Linked DNA regions of Homo sapiens: region 1 is linked to region 2. Evidence: chromatin loops called from intact Hi-C (ENCODE). Cell type or tissue: ascending aorta. All regions are shown on one strand. Each heading gives the region's core, and the rest is flanking DNA. Links, peaks and the distances in the headings are about the cores only. Region 1 overlaps GRK5 (G protein-coupled receptor kinase 5). Region 2 overlaps GRK5 (G protein-coupled receptor kinase 5).

Region 1 (8,321 bases), core at 301-8,300, 73 kb before region 2:
ATCTCTTCCTCCTTCAGGACACGAAGCCTAGCCCTTCTTGAGTCTGGGGCCAAGCTGAGCAAAGATGGAAGGAGGCTTGGCAAGAGTTGATGTCATTTGACATTTAATCACCAAAGACCCAGATTGGGTCCCAGCGAGTTAAACCCACTGCGCCCTGTTCTTGGGCAGACAGGGTTGGGGTGTGGTCACATGGTTGGCTGGGAGAATCGGAGCTGTATCTAAGACTCTAAGAGCACAGAATAATTGCTTTCAAACATTTGTCCTCTACATCCCAAGAATGACAGCCAAAGGGCAGTATAACAGAAAGACAGGCTTGGTCTCAAAATGGGAATGGCCTCACAGCATGGTGTTGATAAAGAGTATTGGATGCTCTGCAGGTGAAGTGCTTCCTGTCCCTGTGAGTGCACACGCCAGGGCTGGCTGAGCCCTTGATGGGGATCATGTTGGGAGGATTAAGGGTGGCTGGGGGTCTTGGGACCCTGAGACATCAGGACTTTCAGGAGACCATCAGTTGCCTCCACCTTCCGAGGCATTCATTTCTCCAGCTGCTTTTGGCCAGCACAGCCGTGATCCTCGCTAGACCCCGGCCAGTGGCCCAGGAAGAAGCCAGGCGCCTCGGCAGGGCCAGGGCAGGAAGAGCCAGGTCTGCCTGGAAGCTGCTATTTGCCTTGGTCCCTGGCTTGCCCAGCCGTTTCCTGGCCCGGCCCTCCGTGGCTTTTGCTTGATTAGCTCATAGCTCCAGGGGAAGCCAGACCCCGGGCCCTGGAAGGCAAGATGGGCCCCCAGTCCTCCCTGGCAGGCCAGGGCAGCGTGCAGGAAGGATGGGCTGGGCATTGCCATGTGAAGTCAACCTGAAATGCACTTGGGAGAGACTGAGGCACTGAGCGGAAGTAAAGACTCCCAGATTTCCTGAAATGAAAGCCAGGGCTCCTTGGCGCCCCTCAGAGCCCCAGGCCTCTGCGAAATGCTGCCTTTAAACTCATGCTTGTGTTGCTCCAGCCGTATTGCCACGTCGCAGGTGCGGGGTGGTGCTGGGGGCGGGGGATGGCAGCTGGGTGGGTTTAAAGATCCCCAGCAGTGGTGAACCCTCCTTGGGGCTCTGACGCTGGAGAAAGGCCCCATGCCCTGTGATGTCTCCATTCCCACCAGGCTCACAGCCCCACTGTGAAGCTACCGAAATGGGAGGCATTTAAGCCCCCCTTGTTCATCAGCCCTATTTTGTAAAAGGGGAAACCAAGGTCCAGAGAGAAGAATGATGGGTCAGAGGTCATGCAGGGTCAGACGTGGAGCTGGACACAAAGCCCAATCTCCTAGCCCCAGTCCCATGCACCGATGTGCTTTCTCGAAAGGGGCATGCCAGGCAGGGCCCCTGGGCTCAGACCGCCTCACTTCTGGGGGCTCTGGGCTTACTGTGCTGCAGCTCTGAGCAGCAGGCAGCCTGGCCCAGCCTTGCCTCCGCCCAGGGACCTGAGCCCAGGGAGCCATGCTGACCCTTTCGTTGCCTTGGACAGAAGCCACCTTAGGCACAGCCCTCATCATCTACTTGGTTCAGGGAGGCCTTCACTTCTGGCAGAGCATCAGGAGAACGTGGGCTGGAGATATATACTCCCCAGTTTGGAAGCGTGTGGCCTCCCTGTCACAGTGATCTGTTTGTTGGTTTGTTCAATCATTCATTCATTTTAGATAAACACCTGTGCTCCTGCCTGGGCCGGGCACTGATCCAGGTGGTGGGGATAAAATGGTGAACTGGACCTTACAGTTAATGCAGTGTTGGAATCACCTAGGGAGCTTTTTAAGAAAATACTGACGCCCTGGAGATTTGATGCAGTCGGTCTGGGTGTGGCCTAGGAGTTTCACTTTCTAAAACTGCATGTATCTGGATGAAATTTCTTTACAAGGAGAAAAAAGGTTGTAGAAAGAATGTCCTTCTAAGTGGATGGTGTCCCAGGTGCTTTTAGGCGGAGCACAGGTGAGGAAAGGCCCTGGGTGTTCAAGACACAAACAGTGGTCATCACTGACCAAGGCTGTCCCAGGTGCCCCGTCCCGGCTCACTGGAAGGTCCCGCCACAGGCCACGCAGGGTAAAACAAACCCGAAGTTCTTCTGAGCAGCTGCGCATTCCCCAGGCCCCGCACGGAAAGGAGAGCTGTCTGGCAGTCACAGTTCTTTGCTTTCCAGGCTCTTCCTGATCTCAGTGATTTTGCAGCTGTGCTTTTAGGAGAGCTGTTTTCCCCTCATTTGTAAAAACTCAAAAATATGGAAAAATAGAAACAACCACAGGTCACGCATGGGTGTGTTTCCTTTTTGCCCCGGCTCTTAAAGCACCAGCACTGCTGATGCGCCAGGTGCCTTTTCTGCGGACGCCTCTTTGGTGTCCCCAGGCTAGCACAAAAGTGGAGGTTGCAGTCAGCCTGCCGGGCTTCCGGGCAGAGGAGAGGGCTCAGAGCACAGTGCTTTGGACCTTCTTTCCGATATGCCAGGCCCCTTCCAGCGACTGCCTGTCCAGCATCAGGATCTACCTGCCAAGTGGTCCTGCCGTTCCCTCAGTCCACCCCCACCCCTGACCCTCCGTTTACCCAGCCAGTTCTTTGCCCATTCCCACTGCAAGGAGATATCTAAATTGTTTGCCTTTTTTGTCCTTGGTGATAGAGGTCACTGCCGGACTCTGGCAGCTCCATTACTGCTCATGGTGATGGTATAGTCCATGTCCTGTCCATCTCAGCCCCCAGCCCTTCCCCAGACTCCTGGATACCTCCCTGACTGCATCTGATGGGTTCAAGCCAGAGACCTGGACCCTCATCAGAGAGGCAGGGGCCCGCACAAGCACCCTTCCACCCACCCTTTTCTTCCTTCCACAGACCCACAGCCTAGAGCCTTCTTTCCTCCCCACTGTCCCCGCCACACTTCCCCTGCCTGGCAGCCCAGGCCCAGACACCCTGCGATTCAGTGGTTTCACATGTGGCTTCTCCAAGTGCCACCAAACTTTGTGAGACTTGGGCTTAATAATTTCGATCCCACAGAAACATGTGACAAGCACAAGACATTCCGTAAAACTAGAGCCCAGAACGAGAGGGACGAATGGCACAGGAAGATGGCAGGGCTTGGTTTGGGTGTGTTTGTGTGACACACCATATGTCATTTTTTATTCACACAAAAACATCTTTCTTGAAGTAATAGAAGGCCACTCAGCTGTTGCTAACCACATACCAAATGTTTCCTTTTTCCTCTCCTGCGCCTTCCAAGGGGCGGGCTGGGAAGCTCTGCTGTTATCCGTGATGCCATCTCGCCTTTCAAACGTCAGAGAGCTTTTTCCTCGGAGCAAACGCCCGATTGTTTTTTCCAGCTTTGGCAGGAATTTTTAAGAGAAAGCTGTTTTCGAATCACTTCTCTGTTTATTGTTTCAAACCTGAAATACGGCAGAGTAGAGGGCTGGCAGCCTCTGTCTGATCCTCTCTCCCCATGTCCATTTCCTAAATTGCATTAGGATCTATCAGGGACCCCCTTCTCTGCCACAGCCCCCCGTAACCTGGTATTTTGGGAAAATGAAGTTAAATAAAATAAAATAAACCTTCAGTTGGTGGAGAGATGGTTCCAGGCATCCCTTTGGACACCCCCCTCCTTCCACCCCCCCGCCCCACTCCAGCCTCACAACCTTTACAATCAACATGTGGTTTCATTTCCAAGAGCCCCAGTGTTAGCATTTCCATTTCCTCAGGAAGCCGCGTTCCGTCCTTGCTCTTACTTCTGAAATTGAACGTGTGTTTTCCTTGGCCCGAGCTCTAGGAGTGCCTGGGGCAACAATGCACACAGTCCCAAGCAGGTTTCAGTGGGGTGGACAGCCCTCCCCGCACCCGGGCTGCAGCTTCTCCCCGCTCCCCGTCCCCAGGGATGGCCGCCCACTCTCCCCTAGCCCGGTGGGAGGGCCTGGCTGTGCTCGGGCCCCGTGGCCATCCGAGGGAAGCTGGGCCGCCCTCACTGCCTGTGTCCTCGCCACCTCCTATTGGGAAACTCTGGTTGCCCTCCAAGAGTCCACATACTGCAGGCTCTTAATTAAGAAAGTATGTTCCCATTTCATGTCACTCGAAAAGAATGAAAACAGTGACAGCATTTATTTATCTTAACTATCAATATCATTCCTGTTTCTCAGTCCGCTGGGGGTATGAGTCTTGAAGGAATTGACTGGGTTATGAGATTTGAACCTCGGGCATGTGCTGGTGGGACACATGTGGCCTGCTTCCGAGAAGGAGCCTTGAAGGAAGAGCAAGCAGGCTGGCATGGCCCTGCCCTGCCCTGCCCTCCCGGAGCTCAGGGCCGAAGGGCTCGGTGACAGTGGGGAACTCCTGCCTGCTTTGGTGCTAATGGAGAGTCAAGGTTCCTTTTTCACCAGCTACCTCCTATCTCCTTTCTCAGTCATCGGAGAAGTAAAACCCATCATTTCCTGAGTCTGATAGAGGAGATAGGATCTGTCCAGTGGCTGCTGTTTCTGTGGCACCTACTGTGTGCTGAGGCTGGGCCAGGTGCTCACATGCGTTGTTGCCAATCCCCGGCAGCAACCAGCTAACTCTGATGGCCTCAGGTAAAGGGACTTGCCCAAGACCACACAGCCATCCAGAGTTGCTCCACTGTGGAGACACTATTGCCATTTGGAGCAGAATAATTATGTGTGGCAGGGAGCTGTCCTGTGCATTGTGGGGTATTTAGCACATCCCTGGCCTCCACCCACTAATCAGTAGTAACCTCACAGTTGTGATAACACAAAATGTCTACAGACATTGCCAAAATTTCCCGCTGCTGAAAACCTCTGAGCTAGGGGATGGAGGTAGGATTCAGACCCAAGCCTGTGCTTGTTCGCCACCCTGTGCTAGCTCTGAAGAAGTCCTCACCCAAGCAAGGCAACCCTGCTTGCCTTTAGGATCCAGGCAGCGTGGTAGTGCTTTGGTGTTTCTGAACTATGTACTAATCAGCTATAGATATAGGCATTCTAGAATATTCATGAGGATCCAACTTCGTGGTGGAGGCTGAGGACAGAAGTTCTTTAATAGTACTGCCCCATCTTGCTGTGGTGTCCTGACAGTGTAGCACTTTACTGCAAAGCCTTTGCATATAGGTTTTCATTTTGAGTCTTCCAGATACTCATTATATCTGAAGGCTTATTACTCAGCACCAATAAATTGCAAGGGACTGAAACCCAACTCAAACTAACTTAAGGGTTAGAGGAAGTCTGTTGGTTTATGTGACTGAAAAGTCCAGGGGTAAATCTCATAGCTTCAGGTATGGCTGGATCCAGGTCTCAAACATCATCAGGACACTATTTATTATTCTACTTTCTACAGTTTTGATTTCATTCTCTGACAGGTTCTTTCTATATGGCCACAAGATAGCCACCAGCAACTCCAGGCTTACATGGTCCTAAGAGTTAAAGGCTTCAAATAAAGAAAAAGTAACTTTCCTTAGAGTGCCAAAAAATGTTCAAGTAAAGACTCAGATTGGTAAGGCCTGGGCCCTGTGCTCATCTCCGAGCTTGGTGTTGGCCTCACCCAAAGAATTATTATAGGGGAAGGGATGACTCTCCAAAGAAAGGAATACAAGACCTTGTGTTTCTAGAGCAGTTCAAAGTGTGGTTCGTGGACTGATTTTACTGGTCTGTGATAAGTACAGAGATGCTTAGAAACACTCATAGCAATTCGTTGTGGCTGTAGCATCCAGGTGTGTGATCAGTGGACTCATCTTGTGGAACAGGTGATAAAGCAGTTGGCTGTTGTCAGACTCACGTGGAAAGTTGGGAACAATGGAGATTTACAAAAGTATCAGTCCGTGATGGATTGGAAATTTAAAAAACTGGTTCTTTTCCATAGATAGCTGGAAAAGCACTGCTTTAAACTGGAGAGTATGTTAAAACACAGATTTCTGGGCCCTACCAGTGGAATTCTGATTCAGTCAGTAGGTGATATGGTTTGGCTATGTCCCCACCTAAATCTCATGTTGAATTGTAGCTCCCATAATTCCCACATGTGTGGGAGGGACCTGTTGGGAGGTAATTGAATCATGGGGATGGGTCTTTCCCATGCTGTTCTCATGATAGTGAATAAGTCTCACAAGATCTAATGGTTTTATAAAGGGGAGTTCCCTTGCAAACGCTCTGTCTTGCCTGCCACCATGTAAGACGTCCCTTGCTCTTCTGTCATGATTGTGAGGCCTCCCCAGTCACGTGGAACTGTGAGTCAAGTGAACCTCTTTCCTTTATAAATTACCCAGTCAGGTATGTCTTTATTAGCAGCATGAGAACAGACTAATATAGTAGGTCTGAAGTGGGGTGGGGGGAATGAGAATCTGCATTTTCAGTAGGCTCCCAGGTGGAATATTTTGAGAGTTACTGAAATGTGACACAGACAGGAAGTTCGCACATGCTGTTGGGGAAATGAAAATGGTGCGGATAGACTTGCTCGACACGGGGTTGCCACAAACCTTCAATTCATATAAAAAATGCAATATCTGCAAAAGACAATAAAGTGAAGTGCAATAATACGAGTGTGCCTGCGTAGTCTGCGGAGGCTTTCACTACAACAGCGAGCTGAATCGTTGTGAAAGAGACCATATGGCCCTCAAACTACTACCATATGGCTAGTAGTAAATATCTCCCACTAGCCCTTTACAGAAAAGTTTGCCTACCCTTGCCTTAGAACCAGGGGGTGAGATGCGAGATCAGGAATCCCTATTGAGGTTGGATGGAAACAGTTTTTGGAATCCTGGTTGAAACTGACCTCCAAGGTTGATCTTGGAATCTGGTCTAAGTCCCTGTAATCATCTGCATTTGTGAAGCTGGCATGCCAAGAAGGTTTGCAGGTTGAGAAGGGGCTTAGAGGTTATTATTCGAACCCCCTTATTTTATGGATGAGGAAACTGAGACCAAGAAAGGGGAAGTGACTTGTCCAAGGTTACACAGAGAATTGATGGCAGAGCTGAGACCGACCCCTGCCCAGTGCTCATCCACTGTGGTGTCCTTGGCAACAGGCCTGGGGTGTGGTATCTTTAGTGGCTTACAATGAGAATAGGCTAAGAGGCAAGCGAGGTCTCTCCCAAGCACCCAAACCTCACCAGGTGAAGGTGGTGAGGACAGGGGCCCCTTGGCTTGCTGTGCCCTCTGTTGGTTGACGTACCCTCTGTTGGCTGACAACTTGGCAAGTGTGAGCCCTGTCCTGGGAAGGGCAGAGTTGGAAGTGAGTTGGCTGTGCCCAGGCCCCCAAGACGTGTGTTGCTTATTGTATGTGCATGTGTCTTAGCATGTGGATTTTCAGCCAGTTACATTCATTACCAAGGAAGTGTACTTGCTGGTACAGTTTGGATATTTGTCCCTGCCTAAGTCTCATGTTGAGATGTAATCCCTAATGTTGAGGTGGAGCCTGGTGGGAGGTGTTTGGGTCATGAGGGCATTGTTGGTGATAGTGAGTTCTTGTGAGATCTGGTTGTTGCAGTGTGGCACCTCCCCTTCAACTCTCCTCTGGCCATGTGACATGCCTGCTCCTGCTTCACCTTCTACCACGATTGTAAGCTTCCTGAGGCCTCCCCTGAAGCAGATGCCAGTGCTATGCTTCCTGTACAGCCTGTAGAACCATGAGCCAATTAAACGTGTTTTCTAATAAATTAACCAGGCTCAGGTATTTATAGCAATGCAAGAATGGCCTAATACACTTGCTGGCCACTCACTTAACACTACTTGCTGGTTCTCGCCCCTTCACGCCTCACCTCCCATCCCTGAGTGACCTACCACTTTCTGTCTGTTTTCTTTAGGACAGTCTTGAAGATCCACTCAGTGACATCCTATGGTGGTCTCAGACCTAGCCCAGAATTCTTGTCCTAATTCACCTTCTCCCACACTTCAGCACACCCTGCAGGTCCTCCTGGCATCTCACCTGGAGGTTTCACCTCCCCACTGTAGCTTCTCCTTGCCCCTCCTCCCAGCCTCAAGCCCCATTCTCTCTGGCTTTGACCTTTTTCCCTCTTCTTCACCTGGACTCAGCTTCTCCCCCTGCCTGCATTGTCTGCTCATTCCCATATTCTAGTGTGCTCTCCATGGCCACCACCCCTGAAACTGACCCAGCATCATGAGAGGATGTCTTGCCCCCTCTGCCACGACACCTTCCAGGACACTTCCCAATTGACTTATGCAGTTTTGTTACATAGACATTGTTATGTGGCTTCTCTTTCCAGTGTTATCCATGAATGTGCCTCCCTCTCACACTGGCCAGTGAGCAAACTGCTAAGGACAAGGACTAAGCAAGTGTCTGGTACCTTGCTAAAGGGACTGCCTGCTGGGTAGACATG
Region 2 (8,321 bases), core at 207-8,206:
CTCTTGTTGCCCAGGCTGGAGTGCAGTGGTGCAATCTCAACTCAGTGCAACCTCTACCTCCCAAGTTCAAGTGATTCTGCTGCCTCAGCCTCCCAAGTAGCTGAGATTACAGGCACGTGCCACCACGCCCGGCTAATTTTTGTATCTTTGGTAGAAATGGGGTTTTGCCATGTTGACCAGGCTGGTCTCAGACTCCTGACCTCAAGTGATCTGCCCTCCTTGGCCTCCCTATGTGCTGGGATTACAGGCATGAGCCACCGGTTTCCACACCTTTGATCTGACTAGATCTTCCCACCTGCACAGAGAAGGGCAAGGCAGCATCTCTGTGCCCATTTAACAGATGACAAAACTGAGCCTCAGGGGAGCCATCCTGCCAAAGTCACCCAGCAGCATCAGTGGGGAGCTGAGGGCAGAAACTGGGTCTCCTCCCACCAGGCCCCAGAACCTGGCAGCCCCCAGTAGAGGGAGGGGAGAAACCGGGTCGCTGATGACCTGAAGAGAGGTCTGCATGGGATACTGCCCTGTGGAGGGGCGGTCGGAGGGCCCAGGCCTGCCGCCCCTCTCTGGATGTGCCCGGTGCCTCCCTTGGTCTAAGAACCAAGCCCACGCTGCTCCTCTGCTATCCTGACTGTCAGCCCCCACCGAGCCAGGGAGTCCACACGGCTCCAGCCTGGCGGGGTCTCGACACTGGCCCTTGCTGACATCTAGGCTGGAGGGATGGGGGTGGGGCCCTGGTGTCCATAGGCAGGGAAGGGAAGGGGACGTGTTCCTTCCTGTGGGGTAAGTTGTGGCCGCGACCCTGCCCAGGTGGGCTGTGGGAGGGACAAAGACCAAAGTGGAGCCTCAGCTCAGCGTCTCCCGCTCTGGGGGCTCAGTCCTGGGCTGTGAGCTGGGATTCATCTCCAGGCTCTGCCAGGTCAGACCAGATGTTTTCCCTTCTCGTTTCTCTAAAGTGAAAAACAACCAATCTCCAGAGACCAACAAGGCAGGCCGGGGAGCTGCTTCCCAAATCGTTTTATAATTTTTTCCCCTTAAGCAAATTGTTGCATAATGCCAGAAGAACCTCACATTTTTCCCATGAAGTAATCCCAGAACCAAGCCAAGATTCTCTGACCTCAGCGTTCCAGGAAGCCCATTCAGCCTTTGACTAGGCAGGTCGGTCAACGTCCAGCCGGGTCCAGGCATCCTATTGCATCTTTATGTTCCACTCCTGAAGAGTGGGCATTTTCCTGTGTCCTCCCACACCTGCACTCTCCCAAGGCTCTTGTGGTCACTCTGAGATGGCAGATTGGGGTCCCTGTTGTCCTTGGACAGATGAGAATGCCGAGAGCTCGTATGCCTTGCCCAAGGGCACACAGCAAGGCCGGGTGCCCATGCGGCTGTCCCAGGGACCCACTGACCCTGCTGTCCCCCTCAGGCCACATTAGGATCTCAGACCTGGGCTTGGCTGTGAAGATCCCCGAGGGAGACCTGATCCGCGGCCGGGTGGGCACTGTTGGCTACATGGGTGAGTGCTGGGCTGCCTGTGTCAATGCACCTTGAGACCCACCACCTGCTCACCGCCGGCCGAGCCCCCAGAGCCTGCCCGCAGAGCCTCTCGCCTCTTCATGCACTGCTGATCACACACAGAGTCACAGTCTCTGCAGGGCTGCTGGGGGGCGGCCTTAGCCAGGGGGAGGGGGAGCACAGGGGCCCCAGATGTGATGACTGCTCTGAGCTCTCTGCACTCCCAGGCCCCCAGCCCCACCTGTGTCCAAAGCCAAGCCACTCTTAGGGGTCGGGGCCTGGCATACAGCGCTGCTAGGGGAGGCCACATTGAAGCAGGGGTCTGGGAGGAGAGGCCTTTGAGAGGAAGGAGGTAATTCACAAGAGCCCGCAAATGAGAGGCGCGCACAGCTGCTGTGTCACCAAGCATGATTCCAGTAGAGAGCAGCCTTGGGCTCCTGCCACCTTTCCTCAGTCTGCTCTGAGACCAGCGTCCTGGGGGTTGCAGGGAAGAGACCCAGAGTTAAGTCCTGTGCCCTAGAATCCCCCGTCCAATTGGGGGCACGCCCTGGGCTTCCTCCTGTGCATTTCACACACCTACCCTCCTTCCCCTGAGAGGCGCGTGCCCGGGGAGCAGGCACGCTGCCGCCCTCTAGTCAGGCTGGTACTGACAGCAGCTGCACAGGAGGTGTGCCTTGTCTCTGGTGCTAGAGGGTCCTTTTCAGATTGCATGACATTTGGCAACCTGTGGAGTGTGTGTCTGTGTGTATGTGAGTGTGTGTGTGCCCACATGAATGCTGATCGATGATTGATAGGTAGGCGGGTGGGCGGGTGGATGGATGGTTGGATGGATGATGGATGATGGATGGGTGGATGATAGATCTGCCTACCTGTGTGTGCATTTGCCTGGGTCTCCTTTTGCAGAGTGTTCCATGCATCTGTCTGCCCCGGCTCTTGTGTGCAAACCAGCACATGTGTGGATGCATTTCCCTCCAGACATACGTGCTGATGCTGCAGAACTATCTTTTCTGTATTTCTATGGTAAATCTGTAATTCGGTTTATCAAAGTGGTACAGAAGACATAGCAAGAGATTGTTTGAATTACAGATAAATTTAAGATCATCTTTAATTTGGGTAGATACACCTTTATTCATTGAAACAAATATACTGATAGCACCTGTTCTGTGCCAGGTGTCATATTGTTACGGTAGTGAATAAAGTAGCTCATGTTCTAGGCGAGGGGACATCAAGAGTGCAGGACACCTCCATCCACGGTGGTCAGAGTTCTAAAGCTACAGTCAAAGTCCTTCGGGGGCACAGAGGAGAGTCATCAGGGCAAGCTCCCTGGAGGGGGTGGTATTCACAGCAGTTGGTGGGGTAAGAGTTGGTGGCGGCCATGAAACTCCAGGCCTTCTGTGAGCAGCGCCACCAGCTGTCTCCCTCCTCCTCACTCCTCTCTCCTCTCCTCTGCCCCCAGCTCCAGAGGTCCTGAACAACCAGAGGTACGGCCTGAGCCCCGACTACTGGGGCCTTGGCTGCCTCATCTATGAGATGATCGAGGGCCAGTCGCCGTTCCGCGGCCGCAAGGAGAAGGTGAAGCGGGAGGAGGTGGACCGCCGGGTCCTGGAGACGGAGGAGGTGTACTCCCACAAGTTCTCCGAGGAGGCCAAGTCCATCTGCAAGATGGTGAGCTCCTGGTGGCCAGATGCCACCCTCAAGCTGGTGGCTCCCCTCCCTGGGCCTGGCCCCAGTCTGTCCCCAGAACAGCAAACAGGCTGAAGGGACAGGGGTCTGAGCATGGGGGTGGGGGTTGCAGCCCACCAAGCTAGAGTTGAGGGCACTCCTTGCTGTGGACTGGGGTGGTCAGCGGAGACTTCCAGGAGAAAGCCTGGGTGGGGCAGGGACACCCAGGAACCAAGGGAAGAGGGGTGAGGGGAACAGTGTGGAACACCCTCACATCCAGCCTGTGGGGGGGTCCACACAGGGCGGAGAAGAGATGGTCTGAGCTGGTGCCCCAGACACAAAGCAACCTTGGGCCAAGCCCCGGCCCCTGCCCGTGGGCCTCCTGCTCCCTCCACCTCTGGATCCTAAGGTGTTGGTTTAAGACGAAGGGCTACAGGGGGTGGGGGCGACGATTTCAGTCTTTGAACATCTTATAACAAAGTTTTCCACCACTAGATGGACTGCTGGTCACGCCAGCCTGGCTCCTGCATGACAGGGTCTAGGGATAGTGAGGTCAGACCCACCCAAAAGCTGGGTGGGTGGGGCCAGATGGGGGGACTGGAAGCCAGATAAGGAGTGACAGGAGCCATTGGAAGTGGGGGATATGGGAGTGGAGTCCGCCCGTGCACCCCTGCCACTGGGCCGCCCCATGCCGGCCCTCAGGCCCTTCCCTGGGAACCAGGACTAGTGGCTGGCTTTGTGGGGAGATGGCCACTTCCTGCTGCTGCCTGGCTCTCAGCCCCCAAGTCCAGCCCATGCCCCCTTGGGGCCCTCCTCCTTATGGTCCCCAGCACAGCTGTGCTGGCACCCCCACTGCAAGCAGCTGCCCTCTAATGCCAGCCTCATAGGGACAGGAGGGGCCGGAGCACCCAGCTCCACAATTGCCAGCCCACAGACTTCCTCTCCTCTCCCTGGAGCCACAGATGTACCCCGTATCCCATGTACCCGGAGCCACAGATGGGCAAACCGAGCCTGGGAGGGGGGAGCCACACTTCCCACCCCTCTACATCTGCAGGCACTTTTGGGGCAGATTCAGCGTGTGCATTGACAACCCAGGCAACTCCCGGAGTTTAGGAAGCAGCAGTCCTGGGAGTTGATTAAAAGTCGCAATGCTTCTGCTCAGGAAGACCTGAGATCTGCGCCGCAAGCGGCCCCAGGAGGGTCTGGCTCGGCTCCTCACCCCAGAGGCCCCTCTCCTGCAGCCAGACACCTCTGCTTGGCCCCTTCCTGTCACCAACCTCATCCTCACATCACAGAGCTGTGGGAAGAAGTCCTGTGTGTACAGCAGACCCACACTCTAACCCCACAGCTGTTGGCCCGCCATGCAGCTGGGGCCTCAGAGAAAGCCACATGGTCATCGCAGCCAGGGCTAGGGTGGGGGGACCGGAGGAGCAGTGCAGCACTGGTCGGGTAAATGGAAATGTGGGTGTGAGCCATACTTGGCTGTCTCATTGGGAGATATCTGTCAGGTGCGACAAAACGAGACAAGGGAAAGAAGAAGGGGTCAGACAGCCGTGGGCAGAGCATCACCAAATGTCCCAGGTCAGGGCCAGGCAATCAGAGAAGCAGGTCTTGAGAGATCTCAGCAGGGATATGGGACGTACTAAGAGGATGACGAGGCGGAGAGGGCCCCAGTCCCACCCCCAGACCCCAGACACCCACCTTGGCCCCTGGCTTTGGAGCTGGGATCTCCTGCTGCAGCCTGGACCAGGGTGCTGCTGTCCCTCTGCTGCCCCCTGGTGGACACTGAGAGAAAGCCTGCTGCTCCCGGAGGACCTGTCCCGTGGGTACAAAACCACTGTCCTCTGGAAGCCTCTGGCCTTGCTGCGGCTTCCCTTACAAATGATCTTTGGTCTTGGGAGTCTAGTCTTAGGCCTCCTTCACGCCCTTGACTGCAGCATCTCCGGCATCTAGGCCTACCTTGTCCCCTCCAGCTGGTGGCAGCTCAGGACACTGCAGAGCCTGACTTGCCAGGAGACCTCGCAGGTCCTGGGTTCACAGGGCTATTTCTAGGCTCTGGTGGCTCCAGCCCTGCCTGCCTAAGAGGGTCCCTCCACAATCAGTGAGGAAGCCAGTCTCTGGCCCCCAGGTCTGTCCCCCATTCTACCTTAGCAGCCGCAGAACCCACTCCCCCTCCTCTGGAGCCCAGAAATTCACACATCTCACCACTTTGTCTCCTGAGCCCAGTCCATGGGCCCAGACCTCAGCCTCCATCTTCCCCAAACCCCTGCTCAGTCCCAGCACTGGGCCTTAGCCCCCCTCCAGCTCCCTCTTGCCTTTCAGCCGTCTTGGTCTCACTTGTCCTTCCAGCCCATCTGTACCCCTCCTCCAGGAAGCCCGCTCTGCCTGCCCCACCCATCCCAGCTCACACCTTCTCTTCCTCTCACTTCTCCTGGTGTCCACCTGATAGCATGATTGCAAACTCTTTACCTGACGATGTGGCTGCAAACTGTTGACTGGATGCCAGGGTTTCAAATGGCAGCATATAGGCGGGTGTTCAACCTGCACACGGTTTTTCAAAAGAAGTAAATGGTAGGTTCATTGCCAAGATTTAGAAATGAGGAGATTTCATGTAATAACCTGGATTTTCTGGCTTCTCTTGAAAAGCAGAAGCCCCAGGCCCTGGCTGCCGTCCCACCTGGCAGGAGCTGACACATAGCCCGGCCCGGCCCACCCAGCCCACCCCTCGCCTTTCTCATCCTCGTTTGTGCCACCTTCCTGGCCAGCTGCTGCAGCCCCTGCAGAAGGAGACTTGCCTCTGAGGGACTGCTTAGAACAGTGCAGCACCTGGGCCCAGCCCAACCCAGTGCCTTGAGCCTTTGTTGAACAGTGAAGCCCCCAGAGAGAGAAGCAGAGGCATGAGTGCCAGACCCTGAGCCGCCAGCCTGGTGGTCCGTGGGGGCGTTAAGGGGCAACACTGAGCGACTGAGTGCTCTGCTTTGTCCTTTCAAGGGTGGAACCTGGTGCTGGCCCTGATGCCACCTTCGATTCCTTTGTTTGGGGGGCAGCCCCCTCCAGACCCTGAGCCCCAAGAGGCCAGTCTGGCTGCTCACTCTCCCCGGCGTCCCCAGCCGGTGCAGTGCCTGCCCCACAAGGACCAGCAGGAAGTGTACATGGGATGAATATGAGCAAAGCGCACAGGGCATTGGGAAAAGACAAGGCTGGGCCCCTACCCCAAGCAGTCTGCTCCTCTGGATTTTAGCCTCAAAGCAGACACTTAGTAGACACCAACTGCGTACAGCTGCAGCGCTCAGTAAGGCAGAGGAGAAGAGAGAATCACGAGGCTGGGGCACTGGGAGTGCAGGTCAGGGGCCGGGGCCCTGTGGTCGTGTGGCTGGCCATGGCTAGTCAAGGCCCCCTGCGCAGGTCTAGCCCTCTGGCCTCATTCATAGCCTCATCCCGTCTCACCTGGGTGTCTGCTCCCAAAGACTCTTCCTCTCCTAGTAACCTTCCTGCCTCGTGGTTCTGATGAAGACACTCTCCTACCTCAACCATCCCTGGCTCCTTCTACCTCCAGATGAAAATCCCGCCACCTGACCTGGCCTTCAGGATCCTCTATCATCTCTCCCTGACCAGCCCCCTCCCCTTGACCCATCTCTGCACCCTCCTCCCGCTTTCTAAGTCAAACGTGTTTTGGGTGTTCCCCAGACTCACCCTGCACGTCCTGCCACTCTGCTTTGCTGGTGCAGTTCCCTCTACCTGTATACCCCTCCCCCTACCCACACCTTGAAAGCCTATTTGTCCTGCAAGACTCAACTTAAATACCTCTTCCCCGTGCAGCTCCCTGACCTCCAGCTGGCAGCCAGTCATGCCCCCTGCCCCCGGGGTGCCCGATCTGTATCACCTTGATGCGTCCTCTGAGCATGATTAGCCCCCCATGAGTCTGAGCACTCCTAGAGGCCAAGTGCCTCGGTGGTGCCTTCTCTGTCAGGAAGGGGCTTGCACCCAGGAGGTACAACTCTGCAAATTAGCTGAGTATGTGCACGAGACAGAGCTATTGATGCAGTCCTTGCCTTTTGTTGCTTACCCTACACAGAAGAGGTGACAGTGACTCGACACCCATTAATGAGTGCCCACCATAACCCAGGAACGAGGTCTGTAATCCTGAGAGAAACAAGATTCCTGCTCTCCTGTCCCATCAGGCATCTAGCCAGGCTGTGAGTGTGTGAGCACAGATGCACGCCAAGACTCAGAGGCAGCCCTGAAGCAAGACCTTTGCAGGGTGGGGCAGCGTGTCTTGGGTTCCTAGGCATGGTGCAGACACTGTGGAGGCAGGAGGTCCGGACAGGAGGAGAGGCCCAGGGGACGTGGCTTCATGGGGCTCTCTGTTTCAGCTGCTCACGAAAGATGCGAAGCAGAGGCTGGGCTGCCAGGAGGAGGGGGCTGCAGAGGTCAAGAGACACCCCTTCTTCAGGAACATGAACTTCAAGCGCTTAGAAGCCGGGATGTTGGACCCTCCCTTCGTTCCAGACGTGAGTAGCCTCCCCCAGCCCCCAGCAGCTCCCTTCACAGGGTACCCAGGGCTGCCCCCGAGTGCTGCCTCACAGTGAGCTGGTGCAGAGTGTGGGGCACATCGTGTCTTTGTGGGGACCAGGGTCCCCTCCCGGCCACTCCTCACCTAAGCTGCAGATGAACTTCACGCCAGGCAGTGCAGAAGAGGCGTGGGCCAGGGAGCCCACATTGGCTGTCCAGAGACTTGGGCACTTTCCCAGGTCTGGGGGTCCTGGACAGATTCCTTCTAAGCGTCAGTTTCCTCCCTGTCCAGTGAAACCAGTAACACTCATGCCTCCCACCTGCCTGGGAGATTTGAGGGTGAAATGAGAACTGAATGGGGAATGCTTTCAAGAGCATTGACGGCCACTACATTCAGTTCATCTTGACCAGCATGCATGCATCGAGCACTACTGTTGACGCCAGGTTCTGGGCCAGGCAGAAACATAAGAGGCCCCTCCCCCAGCAGCTCACATTGCAGGGAGTTGCATCTTCCCAGGAGGTCCCCAGGTCCCCCAGTCGGTGTGTGAGGCAAGATTCCAGCTGAGGTAGAATTGTCCTTGAAAGTCCCCTACATGGTCTATAAATCATGAGCTCTCAGCTGGATCAGAGGCCCAAGAGAT

What was found. Hi-C counts contacts between places; a loop is a spot of excess contacts. Peaks named below come from ENCODE experiments on the same cell type or tissue, not always from the same donor. Only the 100,000 strongest peaks of a DNase experiment are listed, where the experiment ranks them.
Region 1: a loop joins it to region 2, with 2.1 times the contacts of the local background. A loop is called at or near these places in 2 of 110 quality-filtered maps.

The regions. Positions count from the first base shown.
Region 1 is chr10:119,367,346-119,375,666 of GRCh38, forward strand. All of the region lies in intron 2 of GRK5 (G protein-coupled receptor kinase 5), which reads left to right. Among named protein-coding and RNA genes, the nearest start is that of MIR4681, 6.5 kb to the right of the region's middle. RefSeq lists an enhancer at 1,782-2,101. In ascending aorta, for the core only: no CTCF peak of the experiment used is centred there; DNase peaks (open chromatin) are centred at 3,256 and 3,886; H3K4me3 peaks cover 1,817 bases; H3K27ac peaks cover 4,455 bases.
Region 2 is chr10:119,440,582-119,448,902 of GRCh38, forward strand. It overlaps GRK5 (G protein-coupled receptor kinase 5), which reads left to right. Exons shown (of 16, transcript NM_005308.3): 11 at 1,418-1,507; 12 at 2,963-3,171; 13 at 7,542-7,679. Among named protein-coding and RNA genes, the nearest start is that of MIR4681, 67 kb to the left of the region's middle. RefSeq lists an enhancer at 3,498-4,288. In ascending aorta, for the core only: a CTCF peak has its summit at 4,967 (motif pointing left); DNase peaks (open chromatin) are centred at 840, 1,090, 4,940, 6,110 and 1 weaker place; H3K27ac peaks cover 5,740 bases.